Regions from separate parts of the Homo sapiens genome. Here region 2 is linked to region 1. The links are chromatin loops, found by intact Hi-C in ENCODE. Cell type or tissue: GM12878. All regions are shown on one strand. Links, peaks and the distances in the headings refer to the core of each region. The heading gives the core; the rest is flanking DNA.

What was found. A loop is a pair of places that touch in the nucleus more often than their neighbours do. Peaks named below come from ENCODE experiments on the same cell type or tissue, not always from the same donor. Only the 100,000 strongest peaks of a DNase experiment are listed, where the experiment ranks them.
Region 2: a loop joins it to region 1, with 2.4 times the contacts of the local background. A loop is called at or near these places in 3 of 110 quality-filtered maps.

Annotation. Positions count from the first base shown.
Region 1 is chrX:19,332,593-19,335,826 of GRCh38, forward strand. No RefSeq gene overlaps it. Among named protein-coding and RNA genes, the nearest start is that of PDHA1, 9.7 kb to the right of the region's middle. In GM12878, for the core only: CTCF peaks have their summits at 1,735 and 2,629 (motif pointing left); DNase peaks (open chromatin) are centred at 1,759 and 2,619.
Region 2 is chrX:19,192,584-19,195,817 of GRCh38, forward strand. No RefSeq gene overlaps it. Among named protein-coding and RNA genes, the nearest start is that of ADGRG2, 72 kb to the left of the region's middle. RefSeq lists an enhancer at 2,128-2,227. In GM12878, for the core only: a CTCF peak has its summit at 1,905 (motif pointing right); DNase peaks (open chromatin) are centred at 2,078, 2,398 and 2,626; H3K27ac peaks cover 1,852 bases.

The sequences.
Region 1 (3,234 bases), core at 269-2,768:
AATGCCAGGGCGCTGGACACCCATTTTGATTTTTAAATAGGCTAATACGGCATCTTGTAACATCCCTGCGAGTCAAAGCCCAGGGCCCCAGGAGTTCCCAGCTGTGTGAGCAATGCAGACCAGGGGCCAAAGCGCAGCCCAGTGCCAGGAAGAGCCCTGGATTTGTCTTTGACCAATCCCTAATCAGTGGCTGATGCCTAAAACACCACCATTTGAGATTTCTTTGGAGTTTAGGTCTTTAGCTGGGAAGAAAACGCAAATTCCCTTCCCAAAGGCAAAACAGAAGGTGGTGAGGGAGACTGGACCTGAAGTTAGCAGTGTGACCGTGAACTTGAGGGCAGTCAGACGGAGAGGCCGGTCAGGACAGAAGATTCGGATTTCCGATTTAGAAACAGCTTTCGGGCTGTGGAACTGGAAATAATCAGGGGTACATTAGCTGGTGAGCCTCCAGGAAAGCAGGCTTTGATGGAATGAGGGAACAGGACTCTGTGGCTTCGGGGGATCTCAAAAAGGAGGAGGCAGCAATTAGCACCAGAAAGAGCCTCCAGCTGGCAGGAAGGGAGCTTGGCTGCTTCCCAGGTTTCCTAAGCGAGCTCCAGCCTGGCCTCGAGTGTGTCTGGTCTGCAAATCACCGGGCCCTTGCCTTGTCCTTCTGCAGCTGCTGGTGCAGCCCAGCCTTGGGCAGAGTGAGACACTCCCTTCTGGGATGAATCCTGTGGGGACCCTAAAGGCAGCTTTTCCAGGCTCCTCTGGGCCATCAACCCAGTTAATTGGAAAACCATGTTCCTGAATAACTAAGTTACTGAAATAGTTTCAATAGCTTCTGAAAGCACAATCAAACCTAATTTTCTTACTGAGTTTCTTTTTTTTGAGACAGGGTCTCACTCTGTCGCCTAGGCTGGAGTGCAGTGGTGCAATCTCAGATCACTACAGCCCGGGTTCAAGTGATCCTCCCACCTCAGCCTCCCAAATAGCTAGGACTACAGGTCTTACTTTTTAAAAATAAACTTAATTTTGCTTATGTTTTAGTTCACTATTTTTTAAAAAAAATCTCAACTTGAAGGCATTGAAAAGAACATCGTTATTCCAGTCTTGATCACATTTCCCCCTACCCGTCCAACTGTCTCAGCCTCCCAAGTAGCTGGGACTACAGGCGCCTGCCACCACGCCCAGCTGGTTTTTGTATTTTTAGTAGAGACGGGGTTTCACCATGTTGGCCAGGCTGGTCTCGAACTCCTGACCTCAGGTGATCTGCCACCTCGGCCTCTCAAAGTACTCAGATTACAGGCATGAGCCACCATGTCCAGCCTCACGTTTTTAATTCATTCTTCCTATTATGCATCAACTACTGTAGTAGAGGTTGAGGAGATTGAAAAATTAGATTATTTGATTTCTGCCCCAGAGGATCTACTACTGGTAGGAATAATGTGCAAACAAGTCATTAAAATGCAAAGAATAAGCCCTATATTAAGATATATTCAAATCATATGTACTAAATTTTAACTTACATTTTAATTTACCAAGTAAATAAATTCTATAAGTTTATCACCATGTATTAATATGGTTCTTGACTAAATTCCAAGAGAATTCCAGACACGTGACAAATTTTCTCATTATGTTACAGCACCACCTGTGGAATTCTTATGTAACTGCAGAGCTGGCTTTTTATTTCTTATGTTAGATGTGGACTTTTTACATAATTGCATAACAATTTTTAATTTGTTGTGTTAGAGTGTCATCATGTGGAATTTTGTGTAATTGCAGAATATATTTTTGTATCTCTTATGTTAGAATGCCCCCTGTGGGGTTGTCATGTAAATTGCAGGATTGTAGGGCAGATTTTTTTTTTTTTTTTTTTTTTTTTTTTTTTTTTTTTTTTGAGACAGGTTCTCACTGTCGCCTGGGCTGGAGTGCAGTGGCGCCATGCACTCGGCTCACTGCAGCCTCCACCTCCCAGGCTCAGGTGATCCTCCCATCAGTCTCCAGAGTAGCTAGGACTACAGGTGCACACCACCACGCCTGGCTAATTTTTTGTACTCTTTATTTTATTTTTATTTTTTTTGAGACGGAGTGCAGTGGCGTGATCTCAGCTGACTGCAATCTCCAACTCCCTGGTTCAAGCGATTCTCCTGCCTCAGCCTCCCGAGTAGCTGGGATTACAGGCACGCGCCACCATGCCCAGCCAATTTTTGTATTTTTAGTAGAGATGGGGTTTCACCATGTTGGCCAGGCTGGTCTCAGAAGCCTGACCTCGTGATCCGCCCACCTTGGCTTCCCAAAGTGCTGGGATTACAGGCGTGAGCCACCGCGCCGGGACATATTTTGTACTTTTGTAATAGAGATGGGGTTTCGCCATGTTGGCCAGACTGGTCTCCAACTGCTGGCCTCAAGTGATCCGCCTACCTTGGCCCCCGCAAAGTGCTGCGATTACAAACGTGAGCCACCGCACCCGGTGAGATTTTTTTCTTTTTTCTGTTTGAAATAGTCTGGCTCTGTTGTCCGGGCTGGGGTGTAGCGGTGTTTTTCTTATTAATGAGATTGGAGTGCCACCTAGTAACATTTTCTTGTAATTGCACACAGATATGTTTTTCTTATTACTCTGATTACATCGCCCCCTGATGGAATTTGCCTGCAATTGCTTATGAGGGTCTTCCCTATTACTCAGGTTAGAGTGCCACCAGGTAGAATTGTCGCGTAATTGCAGGACAAATATGTTTTTCCCACTATAGTGGTCCCTGCCAACCCTTATCTTCAGGGGATATGTTCCAAGTCCCCCAGTGAATGCCTGAAACTTTTGAATAGTACTAAGCTCTCTGTATACTGGCTTTTTCCATCTAATCACCAAGATGGCTAAGTGACGAATGAGGGGTAGCATATTCAGTGTGGATACCGTGGACAAAGTACTGATTCACAGCCTAGGCGGGACAGAGCAGGACGGTGCGAGGTTTCATCACATTACTCAGAACAGTATGTAATTTTAAACATGAATTGTTTATTTCTAGAATTTTCTGTTTAATATTTTTGGCAGAGGTTGACCGTGGATAACGGAAACTGCAGAAAGCAAAACCGTGGATAAAGGGGACGGCTGTACGCAGGTTAGTGAGTCACCTGGTGGAATTTTTCTGAAACTGCAGAACAGATCTGTTTGTTATTTCTCATGTTGGAATGCCACCTGGCGGAATTGTCCTTTGTTAAAAAGTACATCTATGGTCCTCAAACTTGGCATCCAAAATA
Region 2 (3,234 bases), core at 522-3,021, 140 kb before region 1:
ATATTCGGAGGTGCCAGGTATGAAAGAAAATCCACCAGATAAAAACCAGTTGAGCCAGTGTTTGGAGCTTTAGTTGACCAAAGCAGGCAGATGCCATAGAAACTACTCAGGATCTCACTCTGCTGCCCCACTGGAAGAGATAACCACTCAGAAGACACCAGCAGCATTGTCACTATTGCCTCTCAGAAGAAGCAGCATTTTTTTTTTTTTTGAGATGGAGTCTCACTCTGTTGCCCAGGCTGGAGTACAGTGGCATGATCGGCTCACTGCAACCTGTCCACCTCCTGGGTTCAAGCAATTCCCCTGCCTCAGCCTCCTGAGTAGCTGGGATTACAGGTGGGCACCACCACGCCCGGCGAATTTTTGTATTTTTAGCAGAGACGGGGGTTTCACCATGTTGGTCAGGCTGGTCTCAAACTCCCGACCTCATGATCTGCCCACCTCGGCCTCCCAAAGTGCTGGGATTACAGGTGTGAGCCACCAGGCCCAGCCAGGAGCAGCATTTTTCAACTCTGACTGCACACTCAAATCACCTGGAGAACTTAAGAAAAAGAAATCGCTGGGCCCTGCTTCCAAGCAAACTGAATCAGAATTTCTGGATTTGAGGCTGGGCCCCTGCAGTTGCGAAAGCTCCCCGGGTGATTCTACTATGCAGTCAGGGTTGAGTCCCACTAACCTGAAAGAGACAAGCAATGTATTTGCTGACGTTTACCATTAAAAACCAATTCCGCTCAATGACCTACACCTGGTGATGGGGTGCATCTCAGCTTTGCGTGCCTTTGAACTTCCTACCCAATGACTCTCCTATCATCATTTCTTCTCTACCACTTCCCTTTCTTGCATTGACTGTTGATGAAATCCACATTTATTTACTGAAATCCATATGTATGTCAATTCCTGAAACAGTGTTTGCCAAAGGATAAACTATACAAGTCTATAGGATTTGTAAGGAATTCACTTCACTGAGGTCCTATATATAGTAAGTTAACTTAATATATGTCACTGGCCTCACTAGCAAATAAATAAATAAATAAATAAAATCAAAGACTGTCATTTATATTGCTTCTATACAGGGTTCACACTTCGCCATAAATATTGCAGGGCGCTGACATTCTGGTTTAATTTGCACATTCAAGTTCTCAAGAATTCGCTTTGATTTACATAGTCAGAGACTGCATGCTGTCACGCCTCTTGTATAGAGACCCCTTGTGGCGTTCACCTGATTGCCTCCTCGGTTTGTGTGGGAAACGTTCCATTTCTTTTACAGTAGGATGTACAGCTCCTTTACTGCACTGGTGGTTGTTAATTTCAATACATTTGGATAAAAATAACATCTAACATTTATGGAGTACTTTCTATGTGCCAAGTACGGTTTTTTGTTTTTGTTTGAGATGGGGTCACTCTGTTGCCCAGGCTGCAGTGCAGTGGCACGATCATGGCTCAGTGCAGCCTTGACCTCCAGGGCTCAAGCAATCCTCCCACTTCAGCCTCCTGAGTAGATGGGACTACAGGTGCCCACAACCACGCCTGGCTAATTTTTTAATATTTTGTAGAGACACGGTTTCGCCATGTTGCCCAGGCTGGTCTTGAATTCCTGGGCTCAAGTGATCTGCTTGCCCTCTGCCTCTCAAAGTGCTAGGATTACAGGTGTGAGCCACTGTACCCTGCTAGGCACCATTCTTAATGATCTGTATGCATTTGTTCATTTAATTCTTAACCCTATGAAGAAGATGATGATGATTGCCATTTTATAGGTGAAAAAACTGCGGCACAGAGAAGTTAAGTAAGGTCCTCAGGGTCATACACTTATTAAATAATAAAGCTAGAAATGGAACCCAGATCATCTAGTTCTAGAGTCTGGGCTTTTGGCCACTAGCATATACCACATCCCCCAGCAGGTGGGGCACCTGTTTAGGTACATTTTAGGAGAAAGTGTGGAGCCACTGGTACTCTCATCACTGCTGGTGGAAGTGTAAATTGATACAACTACAAACAAATTGTTTGGCAGTAGCTCCTAGAGCTGAACATGTAATTCCTGACCGTATACCCACCAAAAACGTACACTCATGTTGGTGAAAAGACATGAACTTGAATGTTTATAGCAGCACCACTCATAACAAGACTGCACTGGAAACTACCTGAATGTCCATCAACAGGAAGATGAGTAAATAAATTCTGGTGTATTTATACCACTATGCAGCAATGAGAATGAACAGTCTCCCAACTACCTGAGACAAGATGGGTAAAACTCATGAACGTAATGCAGACGGAAAGAAAACAGGAAAAAAGTACATGCTGGATGATTCTATTTATATGTAGTCCAAAGACAGGCAAGAAAGAACCTCTGCCTTTAGGGACCAAGCTATTGGCTACCCTTGGGGGTCAGAGTTGTGACTGGAAGGAGCAATTGGGATGGGGGCTTCTGGGGTGTGGGTAAAGCCCTGTTTCATCATCTGGCTACTAGCAGCAGGCGTGTGTTTCGGTTTTGAAAATTCAGCAAGCTGTAGATTGAGGTTAGATACACTGTTCTGAGTGTATGGTGTATAACACTAAGAAGTTTGAAAGGGTACTATGCTATCTGCGATCAGATGTTATCTTGGTTAGAAGAGTTAGGTAAATATCTTCAAATAAACGTCTATATTTAAGGAAAATTGTCACTGCAGGCAGTTTGCGACATCTCTAGTGTTTTCCCTACTTTTCCACTTCTTATCAAAACGACCACCTGAGTTAATAATTGTAAGAGAAGATGATGGGCTCGCTCAGGCGTTCGGGACAGTATAGTGTGCTCGTGCTCGCCCCCAGACAGGGGCTCAGAGTGACTCATGAGAGTTGTGTGAAGGTGCCGTTGCTAGGAGCCATCAGAACAAAGCGTCCTGGCTTGCTGGCCTCCGTGTCTTCTGGAGCACCCACTTACAGGGGTGTGGAGAGCAAGCAAAAGCAGGGCATAGGTTTCTTTTGTAGAAATCTTCAAGAATGAGGAAATTGAGATCTGGGGTGAGAAGCAACTCTACGTGACATTCTGCTGAAGGGCAGCCCCTCTTAGGAAAGATTCAATGCAAGCGGGTGGGAGCTGCTTCAACTAAGAATTCTCACTACTCCTGCACCTGTGGAATCAACCAATAACCCACCCTCCTACAGCCCAATCCACAATGCTCCATTTACCCCACTTCTGCCTTTGAGAGAGAGAAAGAGGGAAAAATTTCATCAATAACTCACAAAGGCTAAGCTTTGCCA